Linked DNA regions of Homo sapiens: region 1 is linked to region 2. Evidence: chromatin loops called from intact Hi-C (ENCODE). Cell type or tissue: MCF 10A. All regions are shown on one strand. Links, peaks and the distances in the headings refer to the core of each region. The heading gives the core; the rest is flanking DNA.

Evidence for each region. A loop is a pair of places that touch in the nucleus more often than their neighbours do. Peaks named below come from ENCODE experiments on the same cell type or tissue, not always from the same donor. Only the 100,000 strongest peaks of a DNase experiment are listed, where the experiment ranks them.
Region 1: a loop joins it to region 2, with 7 times the contacts of the local background. A loop is called at or near these places in 8 of 110 quality-filtered maps.

What each region holds. Positions count from the first base shown.
Region 1 is chr17:13,344,182-13,355,687 of GRCh38, forward strand. It overlaps LOC105371543 (a long non-coding RNA gene), which reads right to left. Exons shown (of 5, transcript XR_934238.3): 5 at 7,281-9,726. Among named protein-coding and RNA genes, the nearest start is that of LINC02093, 43 kb to the left of the region's middle. RefSeq lists an enhancer at 2,874-4,073. In MCF 10A, for the core only: a CTCF peak has its summit at 4,199; DNase peaks (open chromatin) are centred at 2,150, 3,030, 3,470 and 4,150.
Region 2 is chr17:13,414,798-13,426,895 of GRCh38, forward strand. No RefSeq gene overlaps it. Among named protein-coding and RNA genes, the nearest start is that of LINC02093, 110 kb to the left of the region's middle. In MCF 10A, for the core only: no CTCF peak of the experiment used is centred there; DNase peaks (open chromatin) are centred at 6,284 and 6,954.

The DNA.
Region 1 (11,506 bases), core at 1-8,000, 72 kb before region 2:
CTTTTTAATTTCTGAAAGTAAAAATTGTGATAAAATAAGATAAAATAGGTAAATTGGCAAAAAAGCCAAAGTTGATAACTCATGGAAGAAAAAAATGCAAATAACCAAAAAGCATAGGAAAAAAAAAACATAATTAGTAGTCAAGGAAAAAGGTAATAAAGAACAATTGTTGCTGTATTTGTTTAGTCACAAAAATAATAATTGTTATTGTCCATAAAGATATGAAAACTTCTTATATTGCTTGGGGTGGTTTAAATTAGCAAAATCTTTTGAGGATCAGTTTTTAAAATATTTCAAATAACCAAATAGTCACATCCTTTGAGTCAGCTATAAAAACATATAATGAGAAAAAATTAAGCTATTAAAAAAGATTTGTATGTAGAATGTTTATGGAAATGTTATTCATGATCGTTTAAAATTAGAAACAAAATAAGTCTCTAATAAGTATTGTACAACCGCATGATAGAATACAATGTAACCATTCAAAATCCTGCTGTGGAGTGGTGTGGAAAGTTTACTAATGTACTAGATGTTACTATATAGCAGGTTTAGATATATTTATATACACATATGTATTTTATATTATATGTATGTGTGTACATAGTGTGTGTGTGTCATGTATGTGTCATTAACCAGAGGTGGACTGACTTGCTTGAAGCTTTTAAACACTGTAGAAAAGAATCACTATTTTCTTAGAATTGTTTCTAGAGATCCAATGCATATGATCGTAGTAAGAAGCAAGTCTTCACACATTCTAAAGAGAAGTCCCCATGTTTGCAGCTAGGCCATTCTTTCAAGACTCATCAAGAGGTAAATGAATTTGTCCTGTAATCATAACCCCATCACCGTGTATGCGGAAGACTAGAAATTTGAGAATGTATTAGTGAATAGTTATTGCCCCCATCATTGGATGGCAGTGCTTTCCACCGCCCCTAATGTTCTACCCACTCACCCATAAGTTGAGTGAGGAGAGCTCTGAAACAATGTCACAGTCCATTTTGTGCTGCTATAACAGATTATGTGAGACCGGGTAACTTATAAAGAACAGATATTTATTCTCTCATGGTTCTGGAGGCTGGAAAATGCAAGATCAAGGTGCTGGTGTCTGATGAGGGCCTTCCTGCTAGATGCTCACATGGGAGAAGGCTGAAGGGTTAGAGAAGGTGAAGGTGGTGTTCTCACATGGCAGAAGAGCACATTAGAGCAAACCCATTCCCACAAGCTCTTTTTATAGCAGCATTAGTTCACTCATGAAGGTAGAGCCCTCCTGACCTAAACCTCTCTCATTAGGTCCCACCTCCCAGTGCTGTTGCTTCAGGTAGTAAGTTTCCAACACATTAATTTTGGGAGACACATTCGAGCCATATCAAAGTCTCCCATTAGGTCCCACCTCCCAGTGCTGTTGCTTTAGGTAGTAAGTTTCCAACACATGAATTTTGGGAGACACATTCAAACCATATCAGAGTCTGAAAGAAGGGGAGTCTGGCATTGCACCCCTGGCTGCAACCTTGCAGAGCATCTAAATCCAAGAGCTCATCGGCATGCATTCACCAGAACTGGAAGCAGTGAACTGGTTCTAGGCTGAGTCTGACAACAGTCACAGGGAGTGTGAGAGCATCCATGAAGGTTTCTTCTTGCCCAGAAAATACTGCAGTGAGTGTCTTATTTAATTAACTCAGCCCATGGTGGCAGGGTGAAGAGAAGGGGAATGGACACATTAAATTTCCCATGCCGGGGTTAAGTGAGTGTGCATTTGTTTTAAAACATAGGTTGTATTACTACTCGGTATGATGAGGCCAACAGATGAAGAGGTAACTGCTGTTGAAAAGATACTTTGTTACAATGTCCAAGAGGAGGAGACACACCACACCACACCACACAGGGACACTTAGGGAATCACACCAGAGTCAGTCAGGAGACAGAAAGAGTCAGGGAAAACTGTGAGCAGGAGCTTTTATTGTGGTTTCTGCGGGAAGGATTGGGAGAGGCAGGGTAAGTAGATTCAGCCTTAGCTAGTTTGAATAATTTCATCAGGCTCTGGGGCATAGGGGCTGTCCCTAGTTTTCTGGGACCTGTCCTTGGGTGACTAGGGCAGACAAAGAGTGGTCCCTGAGTGTGAGAGTCCAATAGAGGAGGTGGAGAGGTGTGAGAAAGCTGGATTGGCTAGTTTGCATATGAAAGGCACACTCTGGGGCCAGTTCTTTACTTTCTTTAGTACTTGGCTAGTCCTGGGAGGGGCAGTATCTCTAGCGTCAGCAAAGCCACAAGATGTCAAAACATCAGAACTACAGAACATAAAAAGCCATGACTAATAGAGCATTTGAAGAAAAGCATCAGGGGCCTATCTTCCCCAATGGAAGAGAATGAAGTGAGAATTCCTGTAGGGACTTTCAGAGAGCCTCTCTCTACACCCCCGGAAGGTGCCCTCACATGGATACGCGCCATACAGAGGACACCTATGGCCAAGCCAGAAGGCAAAGAATATTTAGTGACAAGTTCTTGCCTTTTCCCTCTAATTTTGCTTCTTTGGCCTGGCCCTATCCTCAGGGAAACAGGGAGCAGTAGAGCTATGAGAAGAAGGAGGATGGAAATGGAAAGAGAATGGGGGAGTGAAAAGGGAATATGGTGCCACACCCACTGCCCACGCCCAGTGCTTATCCTTAGGGTGTAATGCGGGCCTGAGGCCTGATTTGAAGGAAACTGAGAAACTGTATTGCCTGTGAGATTGAGCTTGTTCTTCTTTTCCTTTGTGTTTGTTACTTTTTTAAATTAAAATACACATAATATTTATAATTTCAACCATTTGCAATTATACAATCCAGTGGTGTTAAACTCAGTGGTGAATTTTCCTCCTAGAAGTATAGTTTAGCTGGTATGAGAATGTCTCATGACTAAAAGGGACCAGAAAGGTTTGACCTATTCAACACGTTACCACGAGGCAGGAAAGGAAAGGATGGAGCCACACTGAGCATCTTCATCACTAAAGAGGAATTTTTGTGGTGTGGTGGAGTCACTCCAGCCTAGCTCTAAATGATCTAGTTGTCCAGATGATTCACTTCCTTTTCCTCTTCTTTGTGTTCACCAAGGCCCCCTTTGATCAGAGGTTATGCTTGATAGGTGCACCACAACTTGAGCTGGCATGCGTGGAAAATAAACTTAAGCATCTGTAATTCTTCACATTGTTATAAATAAAGTTTCGGTGCCACAAAAGAAATAGTGCTCGATATAAAATTTTCCTTCTCAGCAAGGCAATGTACTTCTATAGAAGGGTGCGCCCTTACAGACGGAGCAATGGTGAGCACACACTTGGACAAGGGAGGGGAAGGGGTTCTTATCCCTGACACACGTGGCCCCTGCTGCTGTGTCATTCCCCTATTGGCTAGGATTAGACCACACAGGCTAAACTAATTCCAATTGGCTAATTTAAAGACAGTGACAGGGTGAGTGGTTTGGCGGGAAGCAGAGCAGGAAATCAGAATGAGTCAGGGTGGAGAATGAGTCAGGGCAGAGCAGGGAATTGGAATGAGTCAGGATGGAGGAGGTAATTGAAAAAGGTTGCTTTACGAGGAAGTTAAGTTTAAAAGTAGAAGGCAAAGAATTGAACATACTGACATATTGATTCTTTGAAGAGAAATTTAGAACTCATATCTAACATTATTGCTCTGCCATTCTAAATGATTTTATCGGCTTCATGTGCTTTCACTGAGCATCATTTAAGCAAGCAAGAAATACCTTTTCTAGATATTCCATTAAAGTCCAAGGTCTGGATCTGGTGATGTAGAAGTGACTAGGAACTGCCTCCAGTCATTTTTTTTTTTTTTTTTTTGAGACGGAGTCTCTCTCTGTCGCCCAGGCTGGAGTGCAGTGGCGCAATCTCAGCTCACTGCAAGTTCCGCCTCCCAGGTTCACGCCATTCTCCTGCTTCAGCCTTGCGAGTAGCTGGGACTACAGGTGCCACCACCACGCTCGGCTAATTTTTTGTATTTTTAGTAGAGACAAGGTTTCACCGTGTTAGTCAGGATGGTCTCGATCTCCTGACCTCGTGAGCCACCCGCCTCGGCCTCCCGAAGTGCTGGGATTACAGGCGTGAGCCACCACGCCCAGCCACCTCCAGTCATTGAACCATGGCACCAGCAGGGTTCCTTGGGCACATCTCCAATAGCAATTACTCTATCTCACCATGAGAGGTCTGTCTTCTCTCTCCCTTTCTTTTTTTTTTTTTCCTTTTGAGACAGGGTTTCGCTTTGTTTCTGTTGCCCAGGCTGGAGTAAGAGGTGCAATCATGGCTCACTGAAGCCTCAATCTCCTGGGCTCAAGCAGTCCTGTCTCAGCCTCCTGAGTAGCTAGAACTATAGGAACACACCACCATGCCCAGCTAATTTTAATTTTTTTTGTAGAGATGGGATCTCACTATGTTGCCCAGGCTGGTCTTGAACTCCCAGGTTCAAGTGATCCTTCCACTTCGGCCTTCCAAAGTGTTGGGATTGTAGGCGTGAGTCTCCGCACCTGGCCTTGTATTATTTTCCAACTTAGATGTCTCTACATCAGAGCTACCATATTCTCAGAGTCAGTCACGGTGTAGCACTGTTTCTTACATATGGTGCCTACTCAGGAATTACTTACTGCATTTCACTGAATAGAATGTTTCCTAGATGTTTTTCTCAATTCATTGCATCAAAAGATTACCCACTACCTCCTTGTGGTCTGAGTCCTCTTCTTTCTGGAAGTAGTTCATCCTCAACCAGCTAAAGGTCAAAATATCTCCTGCAATTAGTGATCCCCTGACAGAGGGGCCTTTGATGCGCTTTTTATTTTTAGATGGAGTCTCACTTCTTTGCCCAGGCTGGAGTGCAATGGCGTGACTTCGGCTCACTGCAACCTCCACCTCCCAGGTTCAAGCAATTCTCCTTCCTCAGCCTCCCAAGTAGCTGGGATTACAGGCATGTGCCAGCACGCCTGGCTCATTTTTTTATTTTTAGTAGAGATGGGGTTTCACCATCTTGGCCAGGCTGGTCTCAAACTCCTGATCTCAAGTGATCTGCCCGCCTTGGCTTCCCAAACTGCTGAGATTACAGGTGTGAGCTGCTGCACCCGACCTATGAACTTCTTTTCCTTTTAAAAATTATTTTTAAAAATTGAGATATAATTCGTGAACCATAAAATTCACCCTTTTTTTTTTTTTTTTTTTTTGAGATGGAGTCTTGCTCTGTCACCCAGGCTGTAGTGCAATGGCGCTATCTCAGCTCACTGCAACCTTCGCCTCCCAGGTTGAAGCAATTCTCCCACCTCAGCCTCCTGAGTAGCTGGGACTACAGGCATGTGCCACCACACCAGGCTAATTTTTTTGTATTTTTAGTAGAGACGGGGTTTTACCACATTGGCCAGAGTGCTCTTGAACTCATGACCTCAAGTGATCCACCCATCTCGGCCTCCCAAAGTGCATTCACGCTTTTAATGTTTGCAGGTTGGTGATCTTTAGTGTACTTATGATGTTGTGCAACTATCACAACGCTCTAATTCCAGAACATTTCCATTACCTCAAAAAGAAGCCTCAAACCCTTCAGCAGTTGCACCCCATTTCCCTCTTTCTTAGCCCCAGAAACTGCCAATCTCCTTTCTGTCTCCATGGATTTACCTATTCTGAACATTTCACACAATTGAAATCATACAACTTTTAGGCTTCTGTCTTTGAATCACTTCTGATTTCAATTTAACAGTAATTTAATGACTGATCCAAATAACCCATTAATTCATCTGATAATCACCCTCAGAACAAAAAGATGAAAATAGTTCATTTCAAGAACGTTAAAGCCAGCTAAATAAAGACACCTATCGCCAACTTTTAAGTAGGGAATTAAGCCAGAATAAAAATTTACCCTAACCCTCCCTTCACTCGCTTAGTTTATTCCAATTTATTATTGCCTAGAAGGTTCAAGCAAAGGTGCCAACACATACAAGTCTATCATCATAATCCACACACTGCCCAGGGAACATTCCCCTCTGGAAACAAGAGCTCTGGGGTCTGGAGTCCTAGTACTTGGCCTGGAATCTTGCCTCCACCACTTCCTATCTGTTTGACTTGGGGCCAAATTAATTTACCTCTCTGCTGTTTCATCTGTAAATTAGTAGTTCCTACTCCATAGGGCTGTTGTGGAGACTAAGCGAGTTAATGGATATTGAGAATATTAAAGAGGGCTGACCTCACATGGCAAGTGCTCAAAAGCTATTCATGTGGTAAGAGGAATAGATTGCTGTGGAAATGTTGTATTTAGTATTTATGTTCCTTCTATTAACTATGCTCACGTAGGTGATGGCAGAGATCATTCCTCACACTTCTCAGAACTACACCAGTCTTTAGCAAAGTCTATTGCCATATGCAGGAGCGAGATCCAAAATAGGTAGCAGCTTTATGGGACAGGCTGTGCGCGGTCAGCACTGGCAGATGCTGCTTTGCAGAAGTACCCTGGTGTGAACCTTTTAGCTGGATTGCGGGAAAGCCTGGGCAGGGGCAGCTGCTGACTGCCGGGATGGTTGCGGGGGACTCCCCAGGCACTCTGGGAAACAGCTTTACCCAACTGTAGGGAAGTGTTTTAATATTTTGTCCACTGGCAAACTGAATGTCAGCCTGACTTTACAACTACCGAATGAATCACGTTCTTTCTTACTATCCTAAACCTAAATGAAGCAGAAAATCAATATAATTATAAAATAGTTAATGTCTTTTACACTCCACCCAGTTTCAGGGGAGTTAAAGCAAATTTTCTTTTAGTGAAAAAAAAAGTTTAATGCAGAATTGTGTTTAGATTTTGTGTATCTCTTACACTTCCCAAAAGGATAGATGGACTAGAACCTGGGGAAATGGCCCTGAACTAACCAGTTCCCTCTATTTGCTCATCTGTGTGGCATGAGTATGTTAGATGAGGTAGGAGATGGTTTAGATTCTTTCATCTCTTTCAATTCTGTTATTTTTTCTTCTTTAGTTACACAGCTCCAGCCAGAGGTATAGCCCAGGGCTTTAGGGCACAGTCCAAATCCAAGAAAGTAGGAATGCTACGACAAATCCATTGGGTAGAAAAATGCACCTAACCCACAGAGTGATTCATTTGCCCCTGAAAAGGGTTTTGCTGTTACAAATTTTTGTCCAGAACATTTGAGCCCGTGGTAGTTCAGTCGAGACACAAAGTGGTCAACATTCTTTGAACAAATCTGCTTTTAATGTGTAGAGTGTTCTTGTTTCCAGTTATTATTCTGAGTGATTAAACAAACTGCCAAACTTTCACTGCAGTGGTCATCGTTTATTACTGAGATAGTTACTGGGGACTTAATAGCACTCCATTTGAGACAATATCTTGAGCCTTGTGAATTCAAAAGAAAAGAGATGTATTTTTGGCACAAATTGATGGGGTTTCAAGATTTCTGTAATAGATACATACACAATCATATTGTTGAGTTGAAAGAAATGTGTTTCCAATAAGTAGTATTTACTGGGGTTTAACAACGATGTAATAGTTACCTGTCTATTACATGGTAGTCAAAGCTAAAGAAATGTGTTTTTAATAATCAATTGGCATTTCAAATATATAAGATAACTGCCATATGAAATCGGAACCTAGATACAATCCACATTTGAGACTTGTTTTTGAGAGTCTCATTCATGATTCTGAAGTATTAATGATTGGTTATTGTAAAAGGAATATTATTATCAAAGGGATAATAATTTGTATTCATTTCTCTTATACTTTCTCTGCTTTTCTTCTTTCATTCTCCCTTTTCCTTTTACTTCTCCTTAGCAGTTATTTTATTACACCTTCTATTTTAATTGGTTGGGATTGCATTCGGCCTGTATAAAGAAAATGATCCTTCCTCCCAACCAGAAAGAATAAAAAGTAACTGAATGAATACCTTTGGCTCTTTTAATCCATGCCAAGAGGAAGAGGTGAGACAAATCGGAGAGCCCCAGTGATAGATACACATGCACTGGCAGATTCCCTTGGGATTAACCCTGCCTGTAACTTTGCAATAAGAATTTGTGCCACTCTGCCGGGTGCAGTGGCTCATGCCAGTAATCTCGGCACTTTGGGAGGCCGAGGCAGGTGGATCACCTGAGGTCAGGAGTTTGAGATCAGCATGATCAACATGATGAAATCCCGTCTCTACTAAAAATACAAAAATTAGCCGGGCCTGGTGGTGCATGCCTGTAATCCCAGCTACTCAGGAGGCTGAGGCAGCAGAATCACTTGAATCCAGGAGGCGGAGGTTGCAGTGAGCCGAGATCGTGCCATTGTGCTCCAGACTGGGCAGCAAGAGCAAAACTCCATCTCAAAAAAAAAAACAAAAAAAGAATTTGTGCCACTTTCCCTCCTTGGGCCACCTTGAGGCCATCCCATTCTCCAACATTCCCGCAGATGTTGCCTCTTATATTCATACATTTGGCAAGTATTTGCAAGATGCCTTGTCAATGCTAAATTGCTCTACCAGATGCTGGTGCTACAAAAACAGAAGGCAGAGTACCTGCTTTCAAAGAACTCTCAGTCCAAAAGGAAAGTGGGACTAGACAAGCCATAAGGAGAATGCAGCGTGGAAAGAAGTGGGCATCATCCATGGGAGCCCGAAGAAGGCAATGACCCACACAGCTCCAGCCAGCTTCATTCTATAGCACACACAGGTAAAGTATGGGGTGAGGACCATTCAAACAGTGATCATGGTGATGACGCAACCTACTCTCCTGTATTATGTGGCTTAGAAAGCACCTCCTCCCCAGTCCTTCCCTGGCAGGAGCTCTTTCCCTCTCGCTGTCATTCTCCTGCCTGGAATGCTCCTTCCCTGATGGTCTCTGTGGCTGTGCTCTGCTCATACAGCAGATCTCGGCTCAGATCAAAAGAGTCTACCTGAGCACCCTCCCAGAAAGGGTCTTCCCAGTGCCCAGACCCCCTCATTTTTTCACATCAGACACAAAGTGCAAGCTGTAATGATCCCGTGAATGTAATGTTTTCTCAGCTGTCTCTCCCTAGAGCAATGCAGGCTCCATAAGGATACGAGCTGCTTTCAACCCGGTTGACTGCTGCAGTCCTCACAGGCAGGTAGAAGCGTATCTGGTGGTGGCAGGAACTTCATCCTCATTTGTTGAATGAAAGAATTCATGAATTCATGAATCTGCCATGTCATGCCCAGAAGGCTGGATAATATATGCCACTTTGTGTCCATCATACGATTGCTTTGCCACCTGCCCAGCCAGCACTGCCTCTACAGAAGAAACTTAGAGTGCTTCGTCTAGGAAGGATCCCTGGGACTTTGTACTGAGCATCTTGGACTGGAACCCTGGCAATGAGTGCTGACAGCCAATGTCTCCAGCCAGATGTGGCCTGATGTGGCTTCTTGGCATGGAGCTAACTGCAGCCTCCCCGGCCCCTGCCCTGAGAGTGGAGGTGGACAACTGGAGGAAGAGCAGGGCAGGAGGTATGCTCCCGTGATGCCAAAACCTCTTAGGAATGAGAGCTCATTCAGAGCATGTGCCTCAGCTCCCCGCCTCTGCCAAGTGTCAAACTTCATTAAAAGGCTTGGGGGAAGATCAGTTGCAGAGCATGGCTCGTCTGGGCCAAGGCAGGAGTTCTTTCCCCAAGCTCAAGAGGGCTTTGCTTAGCAGCTCTGCAGAGATTGGCAACTGCGGTTGAACTTGTCAGACTGTGAGCTTTCTTCAGGATTTATCCACCCCAACACGAGCACATTCTGAAAAGTAGAAATCTGTTGAGAGGTGATTCATTCCTCTGTGGGGCCTTCTAATTCTACCTCCCACCACTCCCAGCCTGTCTTTCCTCTCTTTTGGAATTCTGAGAGCCCCACGTTAGGAAGTGTTCTTTGCTGCTTAAGGTTATTGATTGTTGGAAGAAATTTATTCCAATAATAAAAATAATAACTTGAATTATTAAAATCCTTTGAAAAATGAGGAATAATGTTTCTAAAGGTACTTTTGAAATTATTGCTACACAAATGTTAGCTCACTTTGGGTTCTGAGCCTGATGAAAAATGTTAAGATAGTGGCATTTCAATATCCATGAAAAGAAATTGAGACTCAGAGAGGTTAAAAAGTTTGCCCAAAGTCACACAGCTGAAAAGCAATGGAGAAGGAACCACAAGACTTCTATTCCCTCTACCATTCCATCTCATTGTGATTCTCTTGGTCATTTCCCTCTAGATATGGCTTGGAGAGACAGAAAGTGAAAAATCCTTCATAACTTGGGAAATACTCCTTTCTTATTTAAAAAATCGAATAGCATACATATCACAGATAAACTGTGAGATTAAATATATCAGCAAATATTCACATATAAGCATGTGTCATATGTGTAAACGCAGCTTACACAATGAGGTATATGTGGTTTTCATAGGCATTTTTAATATTTCGGAATATGTCCCCAAGGATGAATGTTCTGCAAATACACACTTAAGTTTCTCTCTTTACAAAGAACCCCAATTTTGTAACTTAATATTTACAAGAAAGTGATAGCTAGTTTTACACTGTTTATACTGTTTTACACAGTATTAAAATTATTACTTGATATTTTAAGCTTTTATGAATAGCGATCTTTTTTATTAGTTTCAGTAATACACATAAAAACTACTTAATCTGAACTCTACTAATTTGAAATTTATAGCCATTCAAACATAAACTCTTACCTTTGTTTGGCTAATGGGAAAAACAGGTAGGCAAATGTAAAATGTAAACTCTAAGTGTTTGATACACTTTAAAAAATACATATTTCAATCTCTTTAGAACCAGCTGCTTATATTGTATACACATTTTATTTATTAATTAAGAAAAACCCCCAAGGGTTTCTGTGTGCCAATAATTATTGGTTTAGCTATAAATTATGGTATAGTCTTGAGAGTAATGCTAATGTTTTTTTAAACTATATTTTGAAATGTTACTGATTCAGGCTACTAGTTCAGATTAATAGCATTTAATAGCAGTGGAGTTTGAAGCCAGACAGATTTAATTTGAATTCCAGTGCTGCCACTTTTTAACTGATGTCCTTGAACAAATGACTTAATCCTGATGAATGTCGTCATCTTCTAAACTGGGACATTTCTGAGAGAGAGTAAAGGAGGTGTCAATTACTCTGGGACAAGCCTAATCAGAGGCTGGCCTGGGGAAGCCAGACACATGGTTACTCTATCAAAATGTGACTCTCTCAGTCTTTGGCTTATCTAGGTTGTTGGTAGATGGTGGATGGCATTTTGTTTCAATTTTTCTGTCACTGCTTTCAACTATAAGGAATCAAATCTCCTTATCCAAGCCCTGTGATGTCATCTTAAGTCTGTCACATTGAGTCTTGGGAATTTTTTTTTTCCGAGACAGAGTCTTGCTCTGTCGCCCATGCTGGAGTGCAGTGGCGTGATCTCGGCTCACTGCAACCTCCGCCTCCTGGGTTCAAGCGATGCTCCTGTCTCAGCCTCCCGAGTAGCTGGGATAATAGACCCCGCCATCATGCTCAGCTAAGTTTTGTAT
Region 2 (12,098 bases), core at 1,427-9,426:
GATTATTAAAAAGTCAAGAAACAGCCCAGGCTTGGTGGCTCACTCCTGTAATCCCAGCACTTTGGGAGGCTGTGGCTGGTAGATCACCTGAGGTTAGGAGTTGCAGACCAGCTTGGCCAACATGGCGAAACCTCATCTCTACTGAAAATGTAAATTAGCCAGGCATGGTGGTGTGCGCGTGTAGTCCCAGCAACTTGGGAGGCTGAGGCAGGAGAATCACTTGAACCTGGGAGGCGGAGGTTGCCGTGAGCCGAGGTCATGCCACTGCACTCCAGCCTGGGTGACAGAGTGAGACTCAGTCTGAAAAAAAAAAAAAGTCAAGAAACAACAGATGCTGGCAAGGCTATGGAGAAATAGGAACGCTTTTACACTGTTGGTGGGAAGTAAATTAGTTCAACCATTGTGGAAGACAGTGTGGCGATTCCTCAAGAATCTAGAACCAGAAATACCATTTGACCCAGCAATCCAATTACTGGGTATACACCCAAAGGAATATAAATCATTCTAGTATAAAGATACATGCACACATATATTCGTTGCAGCACCAACCCAAATACCCATCAATGATAGATTGGATAAAGAAAATGTGGTACATATACACCAGGGAATACTATGCAGCCATAAAAAGGAACGAGATCATGTCCTTTGCAGGGACATGGATGAAGCTGGGTTTTCTATTTATATGCTCATGATATAAAGTTGTTTTAAAAATATCTAGTTAGATAGAGAAGGAGATAATCCATTTAATGGAAAAAATTAAGTTAATTATAACATGTGGCATGTGGTCATAATAAATTTTGTGAAGGTAGATCTGATAAAATTAATGAAGAATAACAGGGTTTTGGCCTGGAGGTATAGATATTGGAGTCTTCATCATGGAAATGGTAGATGGAAATATAGGGAATGATGATTTCACCCAGAGAAAGTATGCAGACCTTAGCTACAAACTGATATTGACAATAAGAATCTTCAAAATGAAAAGGCAAAACATTTACATTTATCCCAAGGTGGGAGAATCACCGTTAGCACAGAGTCTAAGCAAAAGATCTCTTAGATAAATACATCTTGCGTTTCCTGAATTGACATTGTGAGCTCATAACCTAAGTTTTGCCAAATGAAGTGTGTCTGGCAGTGCAGCACGCAGACTCTTAGTGAGCGTGGGCATTTCAGGAGGTGGTAGAAAGACGGAGCCTGACTCATTAATCAGTGAAAGAATCAAAGAGCTATCTTTAGAATGAACGGACAGTTCTGAAATTCAGCTGATTTCCAAGGTCAGTGGGTCATATCCACAAATATTTACTGAGCACGCACTCGGTGTCAGGTGGACTCAGGTATCAAGAAAAGACTCTTGGTGAGATTCCTGCCCCTCCCCCATCCAAACCCAAGCAGCCCAAATCCGGGGCCCTTACATGTGGACTTCATCCCATCTGATAACAGCAGCAATGATGTCACTTTGGCTTCTTGCCGAAGTCCTTCAAAACGCTCATGCACAGGAGCCGACTGGAGGACAGTCAGTTGTAAGCCTCATTGCTTGCCAAAAACGTGGGTGGCAGGCCAGGCCCGCTTCCTCAGATCACACTCAGAAAACTCAGAAATCCAAGCTGTCATCTGACATTCGACTAAAGAGTGTTTAGATTCCATGCCAGGCTTGTGTACTTGCTATGAGGTCTCTTTCCCTTCATGTGCAGACCTCTGTTCAGGAAGCCGATGTGACACCAGCCCCCGCAGAAACCACAGCTAATGCATGCTCAGGACCCCAGTATTCCTTTTGGAGGGGCAAGGAGTGTTTTGCCAATTTAGATAAAATACCTAAAGCACCAAGTACCGAATCAAATTGTCTGATTTCTTCTAACTTAATCCATGAAGGGGAATAGGCTGCACAAATGCTTCCTAAAATTGTGAGTTTAAGAAAAAAAATTTGCATTTTAGAGAAACATGACACAAAGACCAGGTAAACTTAGGCTGAGTTTGCAAAAACAAACAGCCAGTTATTGCTATAAAAATGATTGAATCTTTGTATGATTAAAAGAAAACTACAGATAGATAGGTAGGTGGATAGAAGGAGGGAAGGATAGATACATGGATAGATAGATACATGGGTGGATGGATAGATGGATGAATGGACAGATGGATAGATAAACAGGTACATGGATGGATGGATGGATGGATGGATAGATACATGATAGATAGATTGATTGATTATGTCTAGCGTGGCCTGGCACTAATTACTAAAATGCAAGTCAATAAAAACATAGGGGAAAAGTCACTGAGTTTGGCCTCTTGAGATCACTGCTTCAGCGTGTGGCATGGAAACAGTCACTCAATTTCTTGAGCCTGTCTTGCCTCATCCATTACATGGGGATAAGCATGTGGCCCTTGTGGAGTTAATAATAGTACCATGATTATTAATAGTAACTAAAATGCTGCTGGATATCAGGTATTAGATTAAGAATGTTATATAAAGACTCTCAATTGGTCCGTAAGGCAATCCTGTAAGGGAGACTATTTTACAAATGTCCTTTTCCAACAAGAAAAATGAGTCACAGAGAGGTTTCCTAAGTTGTCCAGAGTCACATCCCTGGCTAGTGGGGAAGTCCAGGTCCATCTCTACCAAAACCTATGTACATTTTCACCACTGTGTCTGAGACACTGGACATAAAAATGTTTGGGAAACTGCCAAGTGAAATATATAGCAAACGCATGCTAGTGAAATACATATCCAATGCATAAATATGTAAAATGCAATTCATTATCAACTAATAAGCACGTCTGGCCTGTGACTTGGCTTAATTCCAGGGAATGCCAAATTCTGGTGCATGTTTGTATATAACAAATTGGGCTGGAGCCCCAGAAGTTGCTAGGGAAAGGACTGAAGTTTGGGTGGTGTCTTATTCTGGGGAGCTACAGAGATGTTCATTTCTCATCCTGCTGTCCTTGGCTTCAGGGCAGGATCCCAAAAGGCAGATCTCAGCACTGGATGGAGAAGAAGGCAGTAGATTCAGCTTTCCTGCATTTGGAACTCAAAGGCAGTGATGTGAACCAATCATAGCATAGGAAGCAAACCACAACATGCAAAAATGCCACTGCAACCCCAAACAGGAATTATTAGAAAGGAGAGCAAGGAGCTTCTCACTGCAAATCACAGGGCTGCAGACATTAGGGGAGAGTGATGGAGCTCACTCTCCATACCCCCAGCCACACAAAGCCTCAATTTCATTTATTTCTGAGTTATTAGGTTGGTGCAAAAGTAACTGGGGCTTTTGTCATTGCTTTTGATGACAAAAAACTCAATTACTTTTGCACCAACCTAATTTAAGAAGATCCTGAAAAGATACACACGTGCACTTTGGGAGAGCAGCTATCAGCACAGCAGCCTCATAGCCCAGGCAATTCAAACGTGTACAAATGTGTGCTGTGAATGCAGCTCCACTATTACACCTCACCACACCTGTATTATAAACGTAATGTTGCTATTTCCATTAGATGTTATTATACATTATAGGCCTTTGCCGTCACATATGAATAACAAATAGCAGAACTTGAATTATATGTATGTGTGTATGTGTGTGTGTGTGTATATATGTAAACATTATAGAAGGTACCTCCTGACCATTTAAATGCATTTCCCTGGAGTTAGAAATGACAATGGGAAGCTACAGAATTCAACACAATCAACCCAGTTCATGGCTGTCCTGTTGGAGAGAGGCTTAGGTCCCTGTTCCCAGTTCTGCAGAACTTACCTGCCCCATCTCTACCTCTGCTCTTTTTTTTTTTTTTTTTTTTTTTTTTGGTGGGTGCTGGGGGACAGAGTTTTGCTCTTGTTGCCCAGGCTGAAGTGCAGTGGTGTGATCTCGGCTCACCGCAACCTCCGCCTCCTGGGTTCAAGTGATTCTCCTGCCTCAGCCTCCTGAGTAGCTGGGATTACAAGCATGCACCACCACGCCCTGCTAATTTTGTATTGTTGGTAGAATCAGGGTTTCTCCATGTTGGTCAGGCTAGTTTCGAACTCCTGACTTCAGGTGATCCACCCACCTCGGCCTCCCAAAGTGCTGGGATTACAGGTGTAGCCACCATGCCCAGCCCTCTACCTCTGTTCTAAGTCACCAATGGAAATGTGGAATTTTGTTCACCCATTCTTTCCCTTCTATCTTGCTCATCCTGCCCTCTGCTTCCTCTACCTTGGTTCAATCTCCATTCTGTTCACTCAGAGACATCCATTCCAGATGGGCAGACTCGCCCTACATACTCAGCCTGTTTAGAAAACTCTTCCTTTTTCTGTGCTTGACTGAAATGAGGGAGCCTCCCATGACTCCTCTCTCAGAGCTACGACTCACTCTCATTCTGTGTATTTCAGGATTAAAGGTAAGACTTGCCTCTTTCACACTCCTTCCAGAGTTTAATAAATTATCCAACTTCAGGTAAAACTCTCTAGTTTCTTTAAGATTCATATCAAACAGCTATATCTTTTTTGCTGGTCTTCATTCTTTTTATTTAATAATAATGTGATGTTGAACATGTAGAGCTCACAGGTGTTCAAGGAACTATTTTATCTGTTTTTGTCCCTCTATAGTTCTTTCCCATCTTCTAAAAGAAGATGTAATAGGAATAATTATAACAATCACCATCATACTGATTTTATTGTCACTATATTAATTCCCCATTATTCCAAAGTAATAAAAAGCCTTAGTCACATTAAATTACCAGGCATGAATAAATTCGATGGCTGAATAGAGTCTAGTTTCGATTCAGAAATTAGACCGTCTGGTCTGATGTAACGTGCAGAGCCTCCATCTTTATTCAAAGTCACAATGAGGCACCTTCACTCAGCTCCCACCCAGCCTGCTGAAGAAGGCTGCTTACCTGCGAGAAAGTTCTTCAGAGACCATCCTCGCTCACATCTGACTGCAGCCTGCTCCTCTGCACATTTTTGCAGCCCCTGGGAATCGTCACTCCTCCCTTAGCTGCTATCTTGCAGGCTCCGTGGCCCGTTCAGTCAGCCCAGTTGGACAGGACCCGATGCAACCAAACAACAGCTCTCTCTTTGGGGCCACCATATCCAGTCTGTGGAAAATGCTAGCTCAGCTTTTTCCCTGACCAACTCTAGGAGTGCAGGCTGAAGCCAGTGCAGGCATCCCTCCTTTGGCCAGTTCATCAGCAATTAGCCCTTTAGATCTACAGGAGGAAGCGAGACCCTAGTACATGCTGTGTCTTCTACCACAGGGCTCACACAGGAAGCTCCCCATGTAGTTCTCTGGAATCCACATCCCCTTTTTTATGAATAGGGGGCAAGGGAGGACTTTGTGCATGGCTGTCTTTGGGGAAAGCCTTGGAACAAATGTCTTTCACTACAGGCAACAACCGATACTGCCATTTATTCTCTCCATATCTATAAGGAGTTTAAGGGCCATAGTTTAATTCTTATTTTTGTGTTGTTTTATATACTTTCTGTGATAATTTGCACTCACTCAGTTTTCTCAATTTGGAATCTGATACCTAATGTCTTAAGGTCTTGACCTCTTGACTAAGTATTTCCCACGTGACCTCATTCTCACAGAAGAGTCCTGTAATTCTAGGAGATAGGCATTTATGATGATTTCCCACATGAAGAGAAGGAGAATGAAGCTTACAGAGCAGTAAGGTGGATTGTCCAAGGTCACACAGGAAGTGACAGAGCTGGACTTTACACCCTGTGTCTCAGACTTTGCAGCCTGGGCTATGACTATGCTGCTTTCTATTGCTTCTTGAATGTGTTGACTCTTCTAGGTCTTTCTTCCTCAGTCACTGAAGTCTTTAGCACAAGACTTACTGATTTTCTCCCTCTGCTTCCTCTACCCTGGAAGTTCTGTGATCTCAAATGGCTTCAACTTCCCTGTTGGCCCTCTATCCCATGGTGACATCATCTCCCCAGCCTCAAAGGCCACCAATTTGACTCCTTGTGGCCACTCATGCTTGTGGCCATCATGTCCTGTCCTCACAGCCCTCCCCTTCAGTGGCTGTCACAGTACTGTTCCTCGGGTAATGTCTAGATCTCCAGTTCCTTGATACTTCTAATGCTTTTGCTCTATCAGTTCCCTCCTATGCTTTACCTCTTCCCCTCTCGAAACCAATGTCTTTCCAATCTTGCATGGCCAAGGTTTTAAAAAGAATTGGCTAATGTGCTTTTTCTACTCCTTTTAGTCAATTGGCAAATGCTCTCAATGGCCACTATAGTGGGATCATATTTATATTATACTCATGTGTTGCTTAAAGGCAGGGACACATTCTGAGAAATGAGTCATTAGATGATTTCATCATTGTGCAAACATCATGGAGTGCAATTACACAAACCTAGTTGTGTAATAGCCCACTATACACCTAGGCTGTATGGTACAGCCTATTGCTCTCAACCTTCAAACCAGTACCACATGCAACTGTAATGAATAAAGTAGGCAATTGTAACTCAACGGTAAGTGTGTGTATCTAAACATAGAAAAGGTACAGTAAAAAATATGGTGTTATATTTGTGTCCATTGTCATATATGTGGTTTGTCCTTGACCAAAAAATCATTATTGCAGAGCTTGACTATAATTCTTTCTTCATTAATCTCAGCTAATATATCTCCCTCTTAGGGAAGCCTTCCCTAAACCAATACAACTGGGTGGGGCACCTCTGCTAAATGCATCCATAATATGTGTACTTTCCCCCATCATAACATTAATCCTCACTAGACAGTACATTCCTTCAGACAGGGATGCTGTTTTATGCACCAAGGGGTCCTCTTCACTTTATGTGGGAATTTGACACAAAATAGAGGCTCATGAAATACTTGTTGGATGGATAAAAGGATGAGCAATACGGGATTCAACTAGGCCAACAGAAAAAACCTATCAAGAGACAGGTAGAGGCAAAGCTTTTGAGAAGGCAGCTTTGTAGAATAGCCCAGATGGAAAGAAAGATGTGGAACTTGGCCCTGAGTCATGACTGGGCATCTTGCAGGAAGAAATTGGGGGTGAAACATTAGTGAGCAGTTGTCAGGGCAATTTTTACTTCCCAGAGGAAAAAGGAAAACCAAAAGAAATGCCTCATGTTATTATTCATGAAAAGAGCTTAATGGCCAAGTGGGAACATTTGCTAACGAAAAACTGAAAGGAAGAGTTTAAAAGCTAAGACAGCCTGGTGACTATTTTAGAATAGCTTGCTAAAAGTCCAGGACAAATGCATGCCAAGGAACTAAAAGACCTGGCACTTTAAGGAAAACAACAAAAGCACACATACAACTCTTCATGGTCAATTGGCAAAATAAAATAGGTTTTTCTCCTTCCATTTTTCACAAATGGAAAGACAAGCTGAGTGAGGAAAACAGGAAGGCATACACTAGAAATTAGACATGCCCCCCAAAAAAGAATTTAGGGGAGTATTGGTAAGGGACTCCGAGGCTAAAAATAATAGAGTCTTTATATCCATAAGAAGGGCAAGGTCAGCTAGATGCTCATGGAACTGGTTAAATGGATGTCATGGAAAGGTGGAACTTGCAGAAACTACAAACAGCAACAATATAACAATAGAAAACTTTCGGTGACTACCAGCCATATGCCAGGCACTGTACCAAGGATTTCACATACAGTGCCTCATTTAATCCCCATAATTTACTGTTGTTGGTGTCCTTTTACAGATGAGGACACTGAGTCACAGAGAGAATAAGGGACAAAGTCACACAGCTGGCAAGTGACAGATTTGACAAATGAATGCAAGCCTGAGTCTAGAGTCTGCATACTCTGTGCCTTAGACTTTGGTAACAAATAACCAAACAGATCAGAGTTACTGGCCTAATTAATGGAAAACTCGCAAGATGAAACTGTCAAGGCAGACACAGACACTGCAGATAAAGACCAGATGGCATCCACATGAAAGTTCATTGAAATTGACAAACAGGTAGACTGGGCACGATGGCTCACGCCTGTAATCCCAGCACTTTGGGAAGCTGAGGCGGGCGGATCACAAGGTCAGGAGATTGAGACCATCCTGGCTAACATGTTGAAACCCTGTCTCTACTAAAAAAATACAAAAAATTAGCTGGGCGTGGTGGCGGGCGCCTGTAGTCCCAGCTGCTCGGGAGGCTGAAGCAGAAGAATGGCGTGAACCCGGGAGGCGGAGCTTGCAGTGAGCCAAGAAGTTCCACTGCACTCCAGCCTGGGCAACAGTGCAAGACTCCCTCTCAAAAAAAAAAAAAAAGAAAAAAAAAAAGAAATTGACAAACAGACTCTGAGCTGGAGATGAACAATGTGATCTATGCCCTGCCCTGACTTTGCTTCCAGTCCCCAAACAAGCTCAGAGGGAACAGAGCAGTGAGTTTGGATCTTGGACCAGATAAATTAGTACCACCTATAACAAAGTTAGAGTCACTGAGTATTTAACAACATATCACCTAGCCTAGAAAAAGCTACATGGTGTGTAAAAAAGAATGCATGCCTATCTTATCTACTAAAGCAAAGTCCATTAATTTCTCCCTTCAAAGGGTAAAAGAAAACTAATGACTTTGATAGATTTTGACATTATTTACTTGGCAGTTGAGACTTGGCCCTGTTCCAAAAGGGGCTTGAATAAAAGATGAATAAAATACAAGATAAATTAAAATAGAAAGCCATAAAAGAAAGGTAAGGATAGGGACAAAAATGATGACCAGAAATTGGGCTAAACTCTTGTCACATTGCTTCACAAATTTAGATTCTAAGTTTAGCATGTAAAGCACACACACACACACGCACACATGGACAAAAAGAAACATTGCTAATTATACAATTTACAGTTTAAAGAGATGAAAACAAATCAATTGCCCGGGAAAATCTATTTGCTATTGATAACTAGCATCAGGCAGGAATTTATATGGGGGATTCTGGTGAACTGGACCTTGTGTGATATAACTAAAAACTTATCATCCTTACCATGAGCACAAAGAACAGCTCAAAAAGCTATTTCTTACGTCTGTTCTCAATGAAGATGGAGAATATCAAAACAAAGTGTTGCGTTGAAAACCCCATGGTGGGAAAGACTCTGATGCCTTGGATACAATTCTGTGTCAAAAATTATCATTTGTTAGAATTAGTAAAGAATTGTAAAATGGCTTAATTAGTTGTTATTTGACAGGCCAGATTAGGGGTAAGTTGTCAATTCTTTGAATAAAGCACTCTTATAAACGATCCAGGGGGACGAGTTCAGAGTGAAATTTTGGGGATTAGTGATGGTGGTAAGTGATCTGAGGTAGTATATTTATTCATTTGCTTATTGACTGAATACTTACTAGATACTGTTATACTCCAGGTAAGCATGGCATTAAGTACTGGGGCTACATGAGTCTTTATCTCCATGGACATTCCACTCTTGTTGATAAACTACAAGACTCTTTCATAGAGCTGGGCAAGAAAGCTGAACATTGTCAGATGCTTTTAATGAAAAAAGGCAGGGTGGTTGCCATTTGTGCGAGAGATGCATTCCTGAAAACCCAGCATCATTCAAGCCTAACTTTTTCCTAGGAACCAATGTAAAAGTGGAGTGAAGGAGCAAATTTAATTTTGGGACCATATAGTCTTACAACTGTGGTTAACATATTTTTGCTTTAAGACTGCTTTTTATTTTCTCAGCAATGTCTCTAATGCTTCCCTTAGTGCTCTCTAAAATTAACAGCACAGCACGCTTTGGTAGTTTGATCTACTGCTTTGTGGTTTATCACATCTAACATGTTCCTAAAAGTGAGCGATTTCCAGGCACAATTTTCAGCATCAGCTCTAGCACTGCGACATAGTGAATATGTGGATGACTTTGTTAAAGAAGATATTTTTCAGGTTACACTAGTAACAATGTTTATTAAATAATAAATTATGACAATACATATTAAGATATCAACATAATGATGATACATATTGCTCAGGAATACTGATGCATGTTAACTGCAACATGCTTCATGGGATACTGACAAAAATGATATGTATATGTATGTATATTTATTTCCATGTAAATCTATACTCTCTTATGGCAATGTCATAAAAACTTTTTACAATTGAGTCTTCCAGTCAGTTTTGAAATTTTTCAATTCTCAGCAATTCAAAAAATAGGAGAGCTGTATACTTTATTTTGGCATAATGTAAGATCTTAAATATTTTGTACTGTAGTCTTTCAAATTTGCCTAATTCAAATTTAGGCCAAAAAAAAAGTGACTGCCTTGGAATTTAGAATAGTTGCATATTAATAGTATAGAGTTAAAAGCTGAATTTTAGAGCCAGGCAGCCTTGGATGTGACTCCTATTTTTACCACATATGACTTTGGTCAAGATTCATATATCTTTATGCCTTAGAATCAGGAGCCAAGGATAAGGATATTGAAAAACAAAACAAGGGAGACAGGTCCCAGGAATGAACTATTGAAGAGTTGTGTTTCAGCCCTGTAGAAGTCTTTCTGTGTTCTTGGCCTTGATTTTCTGCTCTAAAATGCTATAGAATGTCTTTATTGGCATCTTCTTGAATCTTGCCTAAATCATCATTACTTCAGCTTAGTAGGGTTCCAGTGAGGTTTTTCTGTCCCTGCAAACCAAGCACACAATTCCTCATTTAGGACAGCATGATGTTCACTGCCAACATTCCTGTTGGGTCTACCTTTGCAGACAGAAAAATCCCCTAACTAAATAATATGTGTGCGTGTTATGGAGGGAAAGAGATCATCAAAGAGCCCTAAAGGGACTCAAGCTAAAATAGTGTTGTTCTAACCACTTCTTCTATGAGCACTCTGCCTGCTCTGTCACTGTGGTTCTAGCTGTCAGAGAGCTGGGTTCTGTTACTGTGGTTCCAGCTGTCAGGGAGCTGGGTGGTGGTTGCCCAGAAAGAAATAGCAGATTACAATCTCAGCTCTTTTTCTTTCTCAGGTCTTTGTAAAATGACCACTCGGTTTTCATATTTTAAGTTGAAAAGACTCGTACCCATTTATCCTTCCCTTGCGAAGGAATTGAAATCCACAAGGAACCTTCATCAGACTTGAATAACTTTGGATTAGACTGAAGCATAAAAGTTTAAATGTTGCAATGGGCAATTTTCTAATATGGTGTGTTGAACATGACTGTACAATTGCTGTTAGAGGAAATTTTACAAATAATTGTAATCTAATTTATTTTTATTTTTTGCTTAGAAAAAAACGTAACCGTTGAGATCAGAAATTCTAATCATGTGTTGTCAATATCCGCTGTCAGAGCCTCATTTTTTTGTCCCTTTATAGGGTATGATGAGACCTACAAAGAATAGCTTTCGTGGTTTTTCTTAAGACAGTCAACCAGTTGATCTTTCTGCTAGGGTTTGTTTGACTTGCCTCAGTTTATGAAGTTAAATAAAGACAAATTATATTTTTAATATGTTTTCAACTTTATTAAATTGCTGTGTGACTGGAAATAGTTTTAAAGTAATAAAAGAATTCTGGGCCGGGCGTGGTGGCTCATGCCTGTAACCCCAGCACTTTGGGAGGCCAAGGCCGGCCAATCACTTGAGGTCAAGAGTTCGAGACCAGCCTGGCCAACATGGTGAAACCCAGTCTCTACTAAAAATACAAAAATTTAGCCAGGCGTGGTGGCAGGCGCCTGTACTCCCAGCTACTCAGGAGGCTGAGGCACGAGAATCCCTTGAACTCGTGAGGTGGAGGTTATGGTGAGCCAAGATCGCATCACTGCACTCCAGCCTGGGTAACAGAGTGAGATTCTGTCTCAAAAAAAAAAAAGAAGAAAAAAAGGAATTTTGATTTTTGATGTAGCCTAACTCACCTTAATCTTATTTTCTAATAAAAATAGAAATTATCAATAGGTTTCTGTTAGTAATATGTCACTGGCACCAATAGAGATTTCATGAAGAGTTTATCTTATGGCTAAACACCCATAAAATTCACTGTTGCCATTTTGTCATACATTATTTTATTTTCTACAAAAATAGCCTGGATCTTTTCCCAGGTATGGAGAGGATATGGAAGATAAACATGGTTTCCAGGGTTCTTTCTTACTGATATTTAAAAGTGACTTACAAATATCGATTCCTATAGGTAGAGTTGCCAGATTAAGCAACAACAACAAAAATACAGTATGCCCAATGA